2 separate regions of the Homo sapiens genome follow, and region 2 is linked to region 1. The links are chromatin loops, found by intact Hi-C in ENCODE. Cell type or tissue: ascending aorta. All regions are shown on one strand.

Region 1 (8,000 bases):
TTCTCGCAGGGATGATTCCAGTGTTGTGGCTTCTCGGCAACCCAGCTTCAGTCTCGGGCACCCCTCTTCTCCCAAGCCTGTTTCTCAGCCTGCCACTGAGTAGACTCTCTTTTCAGTGCTCCTCAGAAGAGTTACTCCAGTTCCCAGGAGCACCCCGATTCATCTCCTCAACTGGGACTTTCTATCTCTAGCTCGACCCCAAACTGTATATTGATTTAATTAATATTTATTGAAAACTTACTAAAGGCCATATATATCCTTCTAAAGCACTGAAAAACATATTCCTTATACATGGGTATGTATGTACATAAATACCTATAACATAGAGGCTAACAGCATGGTTTTAAAATTAGATCTCGTCATTTAGTAACAGTGAACTTTACTTTGGCAGGTTACTCTAACTTTCTGAGTCCCAGTTTCCTTTTCTGTAATGTGGACATCATTTTTCCTACCTCAAAGGATCAGTGTGAGAAGAAAGTGAAATACTAATTTGTGTGTGGCACTTAGCACTGTGCCTAAAACATAATAAATACTTAATAGCACTTCTGTGTAATCAGCACAGGACAGACCATTCCCGAAGATTCCCGCTCCCACCAAATCATAGGCTCTTAGAAGGCTAAAACCACAGCTGTCTTGTTCACCCTTATATCCCCAGTACCTGGCATAATGCCTGGCACATGGAAAGTGCTTAATAAACGTTTCTGCAATGAGCTAATAAGTGAATAAGTAATACTGCAGTTAATGACAAAAATATTTATCTGGTGCAACTTTCCAAGGAGCTTAAAGATCTCTCAATATTATTTAATTTGGTTTTAAAGTTCACCTTGGGGCCAGGCATAATGGCTCATGCCTCTAATCCCAGCACTTTGGGAGGCAGAGGTGGGAGGATCGCTTGAGTCCAGGAGTTCAAGATCAGACTGGGCCACAAAGCAAGTCTCCGTCTCTACCAAAGAAATATGAAAAATTATCCAGACATGGCAGTTGTACCTGCAGTCCTAGCTAGCCAGGAGGCTGAGGTGGGGGGAAATCGCTTGAGCCCAGGAGTTCAAGGATGCAGTGAGCTATGATCACATGACTGCTCCAGCCTGGGCAACAGAGCAGGACTCTAACTCTAAAAAAAAAAAAAAAAAAAAAAAAAAAACCCCACAAAAAAACAAAGTTCACCTAGGATGGCAAGTAAAAGGTTTGACCATTTACTTAGGCCTTTGACCAAGGTGTAAAGGACTAAACTTGACTTGCCTAAAACCATGCAATAAATCTGGTTATAGGTTGGCATGGCTACAGGGTTGGCATTTGGATTCTTGTACTCATAGCTCCCTACTCCTACATATCTAGTGTATTGAGACCATCTTCCTAGCCTGACTGACTTGCCCATAGAGAAAAGCCCCTCTGAACTCCAAAATCTGAGGACTTTCTAATTCTTTGTGACCATGACTCACTTTGTAAGGAACCAATAAGTTGTCCCAGGCCTTGGTGCTGAGCAAATGGTGGAGCAGAAGCCAGCTGCCTGCTGTCCATTAGTCCAAAAGTGGGATCTGACATCTCTGCAGAGTCCGTCCAGCACCCTAGGGTTGATTTCCCTGGGGGTGTTGTTAGCCACTCAGGATGACCAGCAGCCATTCCTGGAGAATGAGAACAAATCTCAGAATCATGTGATCTGTCTCTAGTCCCAGCTCCACTAGCTGTGTGACCTTGGACAAGTTACTTAACTTCTTTTCACTTTCATTTTCTCATCTGAAAAGAAGGGGAAGTAACACCTTGTAAGGACTGAATAATATGATGTCTGACAAAAGGCACCGTGCCCAGCACAATTCCCAGAGACTGTTTGTGGAGTTTGGATCTGAATGCAGGGCTGGCGTTAATCATCCTTTGTGGGGAGCAGCCCAGGAAAATCTTCTGGTCCCCTGTTTCCCTCTCATAGTCCAGTCCAATTCCCATTGGCACTTTGGGGAAGGCAGTGATTTTCAAGATTTATCTCAGAGCAGAACTCTTTTGTCAAGCAAACTTAACATGGAATGGAACGGAACGGAAGTATATAAAACTGATAAAGCTGAGCTCACTTGTCAAAGCAGGGCTGGGGACAACCTAGATCTCTCTTTGTGATTTGCCCCTCCTCATTTTGCAGTGGCCTCCAATATAACTCCATGAGCCCCCAGGCTTCCCAGAACTTGGATGGAACACAACTCAACTAAAGTAGTATTCTAGATGGTCTCTGTCAAATTAGTAACAATATCAACACATTATTATAACATAAATGCTAGCTATAATTTATTATTATTATTATTACTACAGCTAACATTTACTACAGTGGTTCTCAAGCTTTAGCTTACATCAGAATCACCTGGAAACCTGATTAAAACACAGATTAATGGACCTCACCCCCAGAGTTTCTGATTCAAAAGCTAGCGTGGAGCCGAGAATCTGCATTTCTAACACATAACTAACTAGTGATGGTGATGCTGGAGTGTGGGAAGACACTCTGAGAACTGATGATTTACTGTGAGCTAAGTGCTAAGCATTCTACGTGGAGACTGCTTTTAATGCTCATAACCACACGATGAGATAGGTATTGAACTATTTACATCCTTTTACAGATGAGGAAACTAAAAGTCTAAGTAACTTGCTCCAGGTCTTAGTTACTAAGTGGCAGATTCCAACCCAGGTCTGACTCCAAAGTCCTCACTCCTAACCATGATGTTAAAATGTTAAAATGGAAGCCTATTATAAGGAATAGGTCCACTTATTTGCATTCATTAACCAGCATAAATAAGTTCATGTAATGAACTGGCTCTGAGAGAAAGGGTTCTAAGGTAGTTGAGGTTTGATGAAGAATAGAACAACCAAACAAATCAGGAAGGTTTGAGTAACAGGCCATTGCTTATCATAGTCTGCAAGGTATCTCAAGAATTTGACCAAGAGAGACAGTGCTTGTGACAAAAGATAGAAAAGCTGGTCAAAAAGACAAATTTCACTTTATTCATTATTCATGTAGTCACTAGTTTATAAAATGCTTATTGAATATGTACTATAAGGTGGGGGCTGTTTGGTGCTGAAGATATGAGGGAGAGTAAAAGTAGACAGGGTTCATGACCCTCAAAGCTTACAGACCCCTCAAAGCAACAATATTAAGCTTAGTAACAATTTTGCCCAAGTCGTGAAATCTTGACATTCAGCTTTGGCCACATGGTTCTGTCAGGTCCCAGCTCTTTTGGTTCTGACTCTTCTGGATCTTATTATCTTGTATTTTTCACTCTATCTGTTGACCTAATGTATTTCCATTCTGATGTGTGCAGTTCAGCACAATCCTGACATCATGAACTTAAAAGCCTGCCTTGTTAATAGATTTTATTTTTTGAATGTTGACTATGGACAGGATTTGGCTTGCGTGTGATAATTGGTAACCATATGACTAATAGGAGGAGGTTTTATAATTGGTCTGCTCTTGTATTCTTACTCATCACTGCTAATTACCCAGTGTGTCTGATATGCCAGATGGATATTTAATAAATGGTCTAATGATTGGATCTGAAATAACATATTCAGGTTCAAGAGAACCATGGTCCTGGGAGGGAGGTCACACAGTTCTCCATTCTGCCATCCAGCACCGTTGCTTTTAGATGAAGTTTGATGAGGCTGAATTAGATCCTGACAATTGTATGGCATTTTTGTTTAATTCCAAGGAAATTTTCTTTCATGGGCTTACCATGATTTCTATGGAAACTCATTTTGGGGAAAATCCTCAGTCTGACTTGTTCCAAGTTGGATTTACTTACTCTGGCAAAGTTATGACCTATTAAAAAGTGCTAATGGAGACAACTGAGAAGCTAAGTTTCAGGGAACCGTGTTGTCTTAGTCTGCTTTGTGTTACTGTAAGAGAATACTTGAGACTGGATGATTTACACAGAGAGCTGGCATCTGCTCAGCTGCTGGTGAGGGCTTTCATGCTGCGTCACAACATGGCGGAAGGTCAAAGGGGAAGCGGAAATGCGCCAAGGGGCAAAATCCAAGGGGTGTCCTGGCTTGATACCAATGCACTCTTGTAGGAACGAATCCCTTTCCTGATCCAGCCTTCCCAGAATGAGATTTCACTGTCTACTGCAGTTACAGCACCAAGGTATTTGTAAGGCATCTGCCCCCATGACCCAAACACCTCCTGCTAGGCCTCACCTCCCAACACTACCCCACTGGGAATCAAATGTCAACATCACTTTTGGTGAGGACAAACTATATCCAAACCATAGCACATGTGAAGGAAAAAGGAAAGAAAAAGGGAGGGAAGAATAGAAAGACTGTAGTAAGAAATCCATGATCGGTGCGAAACATGGAGTTTTCACAACGAGCTAAAGAAACACTATAGGCTGTCTCCTAGAGACACACATTTCTGCCATCTAATCTGCAGATTTGTTTACATTAAAAAACAAGACTAAATTTAAGCTTCAAAGTAAAAGCTCAACATTTAGGGAGACATACGGGCTGTTTGCTTTGAATGAGGGGCAGGAGCCAGCCTTCTCCGAATTGGCCCAGAGAAAATTTTTGAAACACAGAAATGTAATAATAGCTGGCACATGGGATGTGTGGAATGAAATCAGCACTTTCAAAAAGAAAAGAATGAAGAGAATAATAATAATAAGCCAATGCATTCAGTTCTTTTGGTTAATGTCAAATTTTACTCACCAATCTTAACAGATCTACTAGTGATTACTCTTATTTGGGTATTTCCACTGGAAAATTATCCAGTTTGTGAAAAGTCTCAGTCATTTGTTATGAAGAACACAGCTTTCATTTTGTCCCAAAATTAGATGGGACTGAATTACCCCCACCAAGATGATTCAAGCTGCCTACTCGTGCCCAGCTCTGCCCTTGCTTTTGGCAGGGTACAGCATGGCATTTAGCCTTGGCGTTATCCCTGATTGCCTGGCCAGGCCTACATCAGAGTTAGTGGGGGAGGAGGAGGAGAAGAAGGAGGAGTTGGTATAGCTGACTGTTGAAGAGCTTAGGATTTGGAGCCAGAAAGACCTGGGTTCAAAGTTCAAATTTGCCTCTTACTATGTGAGCTTCGAGTTCTAAATAAATCTTAATGATAACATGAGCTTATTACAAAGATTTGATGAGATAATATACACTAAGGGCTTAGTTCAGTGCGTGGCACATGACATGTAATGGTACCTGTTGTTGCTGGGAGTCTTGATCTTAGTATGGGTGGTTTAAAAGAAGAAAGTAAGTGGGTCAGTCTTAGTTTCTAAATCCATTGTACAGTGCCATCCAATAGAACATTCTCGAATAATAGAAATTTCTATATCTGTGCTACCCAATACAGTTTAGTGTCTTGCTGCATATAGCTATTGAGCTCTTCAGATTTGGCTAGAGGAAGTGACTTTTCACATTTAACTGATTTAAATTTCAATAGCCATGTGTGATCTGTGACTACCATGTTAGGCAGCACAGCTTTATGAGATTAATATTGTAGAATCATGTGACAAAAAGCAGCATTGTGAGAGAACAGTTACGTGAAAATATAAGGAAGCATAGAGCTCATGGGGTTGAGCCAGTCAGAATCGCATTTTTAATTAGTCATGGACACTACTCTTATTATGTCCTTTATTGTACAAACAAAAAAATAGAAAACATTTCCAAACCTTAAATGTCAAACAGTCCAGTGTCAAGATGTATTAGTTTGTTCTCACACTGCTATAAAGAGACACCTGAGCTTGGGTAATTTATAAAGAAAAAAGGTTTAACTGGCTCATGGTTCTATAAGCTGTATAGGAAGCATAGCTGCTTCTGCTTCTGGGGAGGCCTCAGGAAACTTACAATCATAGTGGAAGGTGAAGGGGAAGCAGGCACGTCTTACATATTGGAGCAGGAGCAAGAGAGAGAGAGGGGATGTGCTACCCACTTCTAAACAACCAGATCCCATGAGAACTGACCGTCAGGAGGACAGTACCAAGGGGAGGACGGTGTTAAATCACGAAAAACCACCCCCATGACCCGATCACCTCCCATCAGGCCCCTCCTCCAACATTGGGGATTGCAATTCAGCAGGAGATTTGGGTGGGGACACAGATCCAAACCATAACACAAGAGCTATTTGACAAATTGTAATCCCACCAAAATGAAAGAGATTCAACTTTGATTTAGAATCTACAATAGCAAAATTTTCACCATTTAGTAAACAGCCATGGTGAACACATGATGCAGTATCAAGTCTAACCACTGAGCCCTGTCAAACACAGGAGAGCTTCCTAAGTGTCCTCCTTAAAGTACATGTTGCACCTGTACAGGTGAGAGCCATTTTTTGGACAAGATAATAGAGGAATCCATGTTAATGTAACTCACTGCTGAGTTGGCAATGAGCTCGCTCATTGGCAGCCAAATGAAAAAGCCCATATGGGAAGAAATTAATAAAGCTGGCATGTTTTCTGTTCCTATCAGCGTAACCCAAGATACAGGGATAAATAGTGTTTGTTCAGTAATGACTCAAATGTGTCACAGGCATTTTGAAAGAATGTCTATGGTAAAGTTTAAATATTAGGACAATTATAGTCCAATGTGTCCCACGTCCAAGATGCATAAAATAGTGTTTCAAAAAGGACTGGGTTTACATAGTACTTCATATTTTACATAAAGACTCTGCATAGTTGAAATAAAAGTGGCCTGACACTGGGATTCAAGAGCCCTGGTTTTGAGACCTGTTTTGCTGGTTACCAGTTGGTAGTTCTCAACAAGCTATTAACGCTCTCTGTGCCTGTTTCCACACATTTGAAAATGGGGTTGATACTATCTCATAAGATTCTTATAAAGGTTAAATGGAAAACTAAAAAGCACTTTGCAAATGAGAAGCATTATCATCACCATCATCATTATCTTCATCATCATGATGTTATTTTTACTTTCTCAACAATCTCCTGAGGGAGCTAGATAGAGCAAGTAGACCATTCACAAATGAGGAGACTGAAGGTGAGAGGATTTAAGTAACTTCCCAAGGTCACACAACTAGGAAGACTAGCATTCTCATCACAGCTATGAAAAACTGGGTGAAGTTTAGCTGAGGAACATAAAGGTTTTCTATTTCTTTTGGATCTCATCCTTTAGATTACAGAATTATAAAAATGAAAAAGTCAGAACTGTGTTTAGATACAAGCAAGAGAGACCCCCACCAAAGGTCTTGTGTGTTAGTTACAACAAGGGCCAACCAACTGGACCAAATCTGGCCTGCTTTGGTTAATAAAGTTCTATTAAAACGCCGTCACCCTCATTCATTTACAAGCTGTCTTTGGCTGCTTTTGCACTACAACAGCAGAACTGAATGGTTGCAATAGAAACCCTATGGACCACAATGCTAAAAACATGTACAATCTGGCCCTTTACAGAAAAAGTTTGCCAACTCCTGCTTTAGAAGGCCCCAGTATCGCAAACCACACAAAAATAAATGTGTTAAAGAACACATGGCTGTTCTATTTGGTGATTGGCACTAGAAGAGTGTGACTCATGTCCTTGAATAGCCACTGTTGTGACCAGTACTCCTCAGGCCTCAGGCCCCAGATCACATCTGCCTTGTGTCCTTGAGACCAAAGAGACTACCTCTGGGTGCCAGGAAGGTTTGGGACTTCTGCCATTGTTCACTTGGGCCAGCAAGGCCTTGGGTCTGGAGAATTTGAGCGGCATAAGTACTCAGAAAACAGAAATGACAAATCAAGTAATTTGTCAAACCCTTCCCCCAAACAGCATAAACTACAGTAGATTCTTGCATAACAAAGTATCAGTTCCCAGTGGAGGCAGGCATCCTTGCCCTCTTTGAGTTTCAATTCCTGGTTTTGGATCTGGGGGTGCTCACAGATTGGCAAAGTACACAGATGTGCGTGGCAACTGGGGACCATTTTGCAATATTAAGTAACTCATGTTACTTGAAAAATTTTTTTATGGAGGTCATTGTATAACATGCATGAATTGTGATGCTTTTTTCTTTATTGGCAACTAGATGGACGTTGAACAGTAGAATT
Region 2 (8,000 bases), 290 kb after region 1:
TTTATCAATGTGCAATTTTTTTTTTTTTGCTTCTGGCACTATGATTAGCACAAGATGGGGGCAGCTGCATCAGCTCAGGCCCACAAATAACCACAATGAGTAGCTCTTGCCAACTCGCAAAGGACATAAGATATGAGGAAGAAATCAACCTTGATTGTTTGATAGCCAGGCATGGTGGTGCACGCCTACTGTCCTAATGACTCAGGAGGCCGAGGCAGGAGGATCACTTGAGCCCAGGAGTTCAGAGTTCGAGGCTACAGTGAGCTATGATCACACCACTGTACTCCAGCCTGGGTGACAAGTGAGACCCCTGTTTCTTAAAAAATAAACAAAACAAAAAACCTTCGTTGTCTGAGCCCACTACATTAAAGGATCCCTCTTAGCACAGAAAAGTCACTACAACCTTTTTCAGATACTATAACTATTTATGGAATTAAGATTTAAGATAAAATATAACACCATTCCCTGTCTACCTCAGACTCAGCAGTAATCTATATAGGGAGATACTGCTTTACTAGGAAGAAAAATAGGCAGGACATGCACCTTCTTTATTTGTCCTTGGGTTACATCATTCACCTTCTCCCAACTTGTGTTGGGTCCTGCCACCTCACTCCACCCCTCACTTGGCTCCACAGAACCACATCCATCATTTCTGTTAGAATTACTGGGTTGGTATCCCTAAAAGCCAAGCCGACCAGTGATGAAAAAGAACACGGTGGAGCTGCATGTACTGACATAGAAAGAGCCTTAAGACATCCTGTCACTTGAAAAATGTAAGTTGCAGAAAGAAATATAGAGTATAATAACATTTATATGGCTTGCCCACATCCCCTGCCCTCCAAATACACAAAGCACTCCACGTTCTCTATAGGCATACGCCCGTGAATGTAAATGCAAAGAAAACCACCTGTGAGAAGACACACGGTGTGAGAATGAAAATTACTTCTGGAAAGGGAGAGGACACCAGGAGTAGGGTAGGACTTTTATTCGTAATGTTTTTTTTTTTATAAGAAGGCTATACACTTGCATGATTGAAATATTTTAGGGCCTTTTCCTCATTAGGGCATCTCAGGACATCTTGAGGCAGGCCAGCACAACATTCTCAGCGACTGCCTTGTTTTGAGGAACTATGACTTTCAACTCAAAGGGCCCACCTGCCCTAGAGAGAAAATGCTTGGTCTTCATTAAACTAAACGATGGTTCATTAAGACCAAACAAACTCAGATGAGATGTTAAGACTTTCTGTGCACCTGTAAATCAATAAAAAGCTCTTCCTGTTTTGTGAAAGTATCACAATAAATCTGATGGGATTGTGGGTGGGAACAGTTTTTTTTGTTGTTGTTGTTATTTTTGTTTGTTTGTTTGTTTTGAGACAGAGTTTCACTCTTGTCACCCAGGCTGGAGTGCGATGGCGTGATCTTGGCTCACTGCAACCTCCGCCTCATAGGTTCAAGTGATTCTCCTGCCTCAGCCTCCTGAGTAGCTGGGATTACAGGCACCTGCCACCACACCCGGCTAATTTTTGTATTTTTAGTAGAGACGGGGTTTCACCACGTTGGCCAGGCTGGTCTTGAACTCCTGACCTCAGGTGATCCACCTGCCTCGACCTCCCAAAGTGCTAGGATTACAGGAGTGAGCCACCGCACCCGGCCTATATTTTGTTTTAAATTTAGTAGAAGGCCATCAACTTAGGGTATTACCATTAAGCCTAGTTAGAAATAAGGAATATAAAGTGAAAAATAATCAGTCCCCACAAAAATAGTACAGAGCAAAAGTCAACAATACTGGCTTTCAAGTGGATTTTTAAAATCCCAGAGCCACAAGAAATACCATATTGAAGAAATGCTCAATGGTTGCCAAACGTTTCATTTCCTTTGTCTTGTATTTCCTCTTTTTTTCATAAAACACATACCTCTGAACACTTCAAAACATTAGCAGCTCAACTGCCTTCTGGAACATTCTGACACCGAGTGATGTTTTAATTTTGATTTCTCAGCAGCAAATGGATGATGTCAAAGGGGCCTCACATTTTCCTAACCAGTATCAGCTCCCCAACCCAAATGGTTATTATTACCAAGGAAACTAGTTCAGATTCTTTTTCCCTTTCTGTTAAAAACACATCCTATCACCCAAGTTTAACCAGAAAATGCCATCTCTGGTAAAGTCACAACCTGCCATACACAACATGGGCTTCTCAGACATTCTGCCCACCACCATCCTGGACAATAGGAATAGATAACTGATATTCATTTATTGAATGAACTAAGTTAAAGCCATCATTCCCTGCCTACCTCATGTAGGTACCTGCCTACCTCAGAGGTGATATAACCCAGATTGCAAATGTCAATTAGAGTGGGCTCCACCAACCCCCAACATAACTGGCACACATATACCCATGAATGGGGACCACATCTGAATTCTCCTTTAGGAAATGACTTCTCTTGAATATGATTCATTTTGGTGAATTTAATCCACAGGCTCCACAGTTTTACAAGTAAAGAAGATAATTATACTCTAGTTGTTGACATGAACTGCTTGGATGTTCAGGGTTGTGGTGATGACGTGAACAACAGACTTCTTCACTCTGCAAGTTACCCAACAGCAAGCTGGGTGGATGAAGCCATGCCAACAGCATCTGGCAGGAGCCAGCACCAAGCACACCTTACACAGCTTCGACAGAGCTGCACGGAGAACACATATGCTTGGTCAGCTCAAATGGTGTCCTACTTTTCCTGCTGCATGATCCACAACAATCTGTGTTCTGTTGTTGTCTGTTTGTTTTTCTTGCTTGGTTTACAATTTCTTAAGGAACTTAACCTGGAAAACAAGCCCGGTCATGTGGGCCTCTGCCATGCCAGAACACTATAGGCAGCCGACTCTGGAGACAATTTAGCAGATGGATGAAGCTACAATTATTATTGGAAGCTTTTTAACTCCATTGACACTCACTGACTTTAAGTATCTGAAAGCACTTAATCCCTCAGAATTTGAAAGCAGATGGAAGTCAGTCCCTCCCGGAATCACCTCTCTCTCTCCCGGCTTCCTTCCCCTCCCTACTCCCTCTTCCCTCCCTCTAGCTCCCTCTGTCTCTCATACAAAGTACCTTATAGTGTGAGCTCCAGACACACAGACACTGCCATCCTGCCTACAAAGAAAGGAATGCAGACACAGCCAACGTCAGCATTCGGGGTGGGACCACAGTGGAACGCATACATCCTTTCACAGCTGCCAAGGCCTTCTGGGAAGTCCAATGCCTGCCCCCACATCTCTCAGAGCCAAACATCTTCTTCTGGTCAGGAAACCCTGTTCAGAGTGCACAGAGAGCCAGCTCCTCCCTTCTCTGCTGAAATCCTGGGCTCCTGAGGTCAAACAGAATGTTGTCCAAGCCACCTATTTTAGAGATGGGAAAACAGAGGCCCTGGGCAGGGCCCTGGACTTGTCCGGATCAATCAAAACTAGCATCCAAGTCTCCTGGCTGCGAGACAGTTGCTTCTTTTGTCTACTTCTGGCCAGAGTAGCCTCCTCAGTAGCCAAACATTTCCTCCATCCCCCCAGCGGGGATGTCACCTGTCAGAATGGGAAAAGGGTAGGGTTCCCACCTTACTCTGTTTCTCCCCTAAGCCCATCTCTCCCTGCTGGGAAGGCCCATGGTATTCTATCCCCGCCTCTCTCAGAGGGCGTGCAACTTTGTGTCCTAAGTTGATTATTTTCCTTTCACATTGGTTGGTAGTGGCAGTGAAGGACACAGACTCTAAAGCCAGGCTATCTGGTTCCAATCACCAGCTATGTGACTTGGACAAATAATGCTCTCTTCTGTGCTTCTGTTTTCTTCTCTGTAAGTACAGATAATAACTGCACCTACTCCATGTAGGGATCTCTGTGAGCATGCAGTGAGTTAATACACGTACATACGGTATTTAGAACAGCACTGGTCACATAGTAAGCACCGGCCGTGACCTACAAGAGGGCAGCCTAGGCCAGCATTTCCATCTGTCATCTTCAAGGCCAGCACTGATGACAAGGGAGGGCGACCATCTGGTGAGTCACCGTATCTCCAGCACATAGAGGGTGCTCGATAGGAACCGTCGAATGAATGAATCTGGCCGGGTGCACTGCGTATAGCAGGTGCTTCATCATGTCCACTGATACGTGGATTTCCATAATTCACAGGCTCACTTAGGGAATGTCACTTACCAAGTTTATTGGTGAATAAATTCAACTTTCCATCACCAATAGTTTCTGTTGCTCTAAGGCATTTATCTTCGCTGCTGTCTTTAAAAGGTTAACCAGAGCCCAGCTGTCAATGTCAAAAGCATTGCCTGTGCGACCACTTGGTACTTAATCACCTACTGCTTGACATTTTCTTGGTTTTATCCAGGCTTTGAAAAACAAAGTTCCCAAAACACTGCACTTGATATTCATCTCTGAGGGGCCAGTGAATAAAAATATCTTAATGAAGAAAGCCAGCAGAAAACAACAGAGCCTTGAAGTGGAAACCGGTTTCCTGGAACTCCACTCTGCGAGAGGGCTGAAGTGTTTATGCAGAGGAAAGTGCCACAGAAGTGGCCGATCTGGAAGCTGGAGGACATCTGGATATGGCATTTAGGACTGACACAGAAAGTGTCTGGGGCTTATCAAGTGAAAAGCACTCCACAAGAACAAAATATATTAGTCACCACCAAAGTGGGAGTTGAAACCGGGCCCACAGCAAATAAACACTCTGCTGATCGCTGGCCAAAATGCTTAGCTGAAGACGTTTATTAACCCCATTGAACATGTATACAGAGTCAGCAAGCATCTAGGACACAAACCTGTCACAGAGCTAAGTGGGAGAGTACCCAGGGATTTATGTGTGGTGACCCTGAGTGGCATTAAGAGGTTGAGAAGATGATAGAGCCATAACCCCTAAAGCATCTGCCCCAGACACTGCACCCCTTGGGCCAGGACTGCTCTCTTCCCTCACTAAGTGAGGTCCCATGTTAAGCAGAAGGCCTGCCCAACCAGCCGAGATACACCTGGCCTGCAACACATCTGGCACTGCAACCTCATGACCGCTTCACAGCAAGGAAGGAGAAACAGGGTCAGTGCAGATGCCTGGAAGCAGCCAGCATGCAGTGCTAAGGATGTGGGTCCCACACAGTGGAGGCTTTTCCTGTGACCTGAAAACACCCAATAAAGAATTTTGTTTTTACCAAACCCTGGGTCTCTCAAGTGCACACAAATGATGAATTCAGATTTTCAAAGGTGAACAGAGCTGGGAAGGCACCCTCTTTGGGATTTCTGGGCAACAGCTAGGCGGAGCAGAACAGACTAGCGTGAAAAACTGACAGCCCTTCCCATAGCCAGGGGGCCCTGACATTTGGTGCCTACAGATTCTGACCCCCTGACCTGTACATGCCCAACCTCCCTCCACTCTTCGGGGTCTTTTGTTCCTGTTTCTAAAGAGCCAGGAAGGACTGGACTCCACCCTAGTCCATCCACTGAAGCTCCTGATGAAGGATGCCGGGTGCCTAGGAGGCCCATATGCATTTACACTCATCTGTCCCAGAAAACTACAGAGCATGTGCCGTGGGCTGGGCAGGCCTGGTTCCAAATCCTGCCTCTGCCTTCTTTCACTTTGTTTTGAGCCTCAGTTCCCTCATCTGGAGATTGAAAACTAGACACTCCAGAATTGTTTCACACACTAAGACAAGGTTTATATAGCTTAAGAAGTAGAGATTGTTCATTATCTGAATAAATAGAAGTGACTAATGATCTTTTTCTTGTATATTATGAATGACAGGAAAAAGTCAGGAGGGGAAATTCCTCCAAAGCTTCCCTCCGCACTTCAGAATAAAATCCCAAATCCTTACCCAGCCCAGGAGGCCCTACTTGGCCTGAGTGTGTCTCATTATTTAGCTCTGTACCCTCCTGGGCTTGGGCCTTACCACACCAGCCACTCAACACACCCACATCCTTCCCATTCACCTCTGGGTCTTTGAACCCACTGTTCTCTGCATCCAGCATGATTTCACTCTTTTTTTCATCCCAAGTCCTAGTTGAAAAGGCTCATTCCTTGAGAGGCGTCCCCAGACTCTCCTAATTCTAGTTCTGCTCTGATCTCCTGTCTCATGACATGCTGTTGTTTTCACTTAAAGCACTTTCCACAAGTTACAATTATGTATTTACCTGTGTGCTTACTGCCCTAACCTCCTACTTATGGACTGATGTTTATGTCCCTCCAAAGTTCACATGGTGAGGGAGAACCCCCGATTTGATGGTGTTTACAGATAGGGCTGTTGGGAGGTGAATAGGTTTAAATGAGGTCGTGGGGGTGGAGCCCCAATGATGGGATTAGTGCCCTTATAGCAAGAGACATGAGAAACCTCTTTCACAAATCAGGAAGAGGGTCCTCACCAAACTCCCATGCTGGCAACCAGGTCTCACACTTCCAGCCTGCAGAACTGTGAGAGATAAATGTTTGTTGCTTAAGTCCCCCAGTCTGTGATAGTTTTAGCAACCCAAGCTGACTAAGACATCCTCTCCACCCGGCAGCCTCCAAATTCCATATGGCCAGAGGCAGGGTCTGTTTCATTCATTGCTGTAATCCAAGTACTTAGTAGACTCCTGGCACCAGCAAGACTTTCTGATAATATTTGTTGAATTAACATGTTGCAGAATTGAAGCCCCAAAGTGCCAGAAGGAACCAAGAGCTATAAATAGCTTTCTAACAGCCTTCCACACCAGGGTAGGGGGCCAGCAGAGCACTTCACACACACAGAAAGCCAGAAAAGCAATTACTACCTCATTATCAGGAATGCTAAAGAAGCCACACCTCACTCAACTGAGAATTTGCCTTTCTGGGCCCCCAAATTCCACTGACCCAGACCTCAGGGAAGATTGCCAGAACTCAAGAAGAGGCCAAAGCCACTGGGGTAAAGGAGAGGGAGGATGAGTAAGGAATGTCAGAAAAGGTGGTGTACTTAGAACAGACCACTGCACCTTTGATGTAATATTATTTTCAATACTGTTGCTGTCCACCTGAGTCTCAACCTGGGATCTCCTAGGCCTGGTTTCTGTCTTCCAAACACCCCCCACATCTGTCTGGGTGAAGGCATGTTTTATTACACACAGGCTAACAATCTCAGTGCATCGAGATGACATTTATCTCAAAACTAACATTGCAACCCACTCTAATAATGTTAGTCAATATCGGTATCAGATTTTTTTTTCCAGTTGATATTAACCAGCCTAAGCAATGGATGAGGTTTAATGTTATCTGGAAGTGGGAGGAGGCGACAGGAGGAGTGAGCTGCCACTTTCACTTCCTAAGTAAGCTGCTCTTTGGAAGCAGGGGCTCTGTTTCCAGAAATATGGCCCTACACAGAGCATAAGCACATCTGACTGTTAATGGCAGGAGATGGGCATCAGGAGGTAGGTAGAATAAGCAGGGGTGGGGGTACTCACTGAGCAGCTGGGGCAGTGGTTAAGAACAGGGACTCTGCTTCAAGTCCTGGGATAGACTTTGGGCTAGTTATTTAATCTTGTTGAGCCTCAGTTGTCTCCTCTATAAAACAAGGGAAATGATAACCACTGCACAGGGGCGCTGGGAAGATAAAATGAGCTAAAAACAAACAACAAAAACCCTAAACTCTTAGACCAGTGTGGGACACAGGAAGTCTATGTAAATGCTATTCTTATTTAGGGTCTACCAGATCAGGCCTGTCATCATTTCATTTAATCAAATCAAGCCTCAAAGCAATCTTTCCAGATAGGTAGAGTTAGCCCATTTTACAGATTCAAAAGCCAAGGCTCAAGAAGATTAAAAACCTTATCTGAAGTCACACAACTAGGAGAAGGAAAGACCAGCCCTGGAACCAAAGTAATCATCATAATCTTTATCATCATAATCATGACTTACTAGAAGCTGGGTGATGTGCTAAGCACTTTACATAGATTAGCTCATCAAATACTGAAAACTGCCCAGCAAGGAAAGCATTATTGTAACTAGTTTACAAAGG

What was found. A loop is a pair of places that touch in the nucleus more often than their neighbours do. Peaks named below come from ENCODE experiments on the same cell type or tissue, not always from the same donor. Only the 100,000 strongest peaks of a DNase experiment are listed, where the experiment ranks them.
Region 2: a loop joins it to region 1, with 3 times the contacts of the local background. A loop is called at or near these places in 3 of 110 quality-filtered maps.

The regions. Positions count from the first base shown.
Region 1 is chr7:30,177,498-30,185,497 of GRCh38, forward strand. It overlaps LOC105375217 (a long non-coding RNA gene), which reads right to left and starts at 7,641. Exons shown (of 2, transcript XR_927147.4): 1 at 1,440-7,641. RefSeq lists an enhancer at 1,677-1,726. In ascending aorta, no CTCF peak of the experiment used is centred here; DNase peaks (open chromatin) are centred at 4,894 and 7,554; H3K27ac peaks cover 8,000 bases.
Region 2 is chr7:30,466,350-30,474,349 of GRCh38, forward strand. All of the region lies in intron 1 of NOD1 (nucleotide binding oligomerization domain containing 1), which reads right to left. Among named protein-coding and RNA genes, the nearest start is that of NOD1, 8.4 kb to the right of the region's middle. In ascending aorta, a CTCF peak has its summit at 3,109; DNase peaks (open chromatin) are centred at 3,212, 4,032, 4,682, 5,012 and 1 weaker place; H3K4me3 peaks cover 2,272 bases; H3K27ac peaks cover 6,526 bases.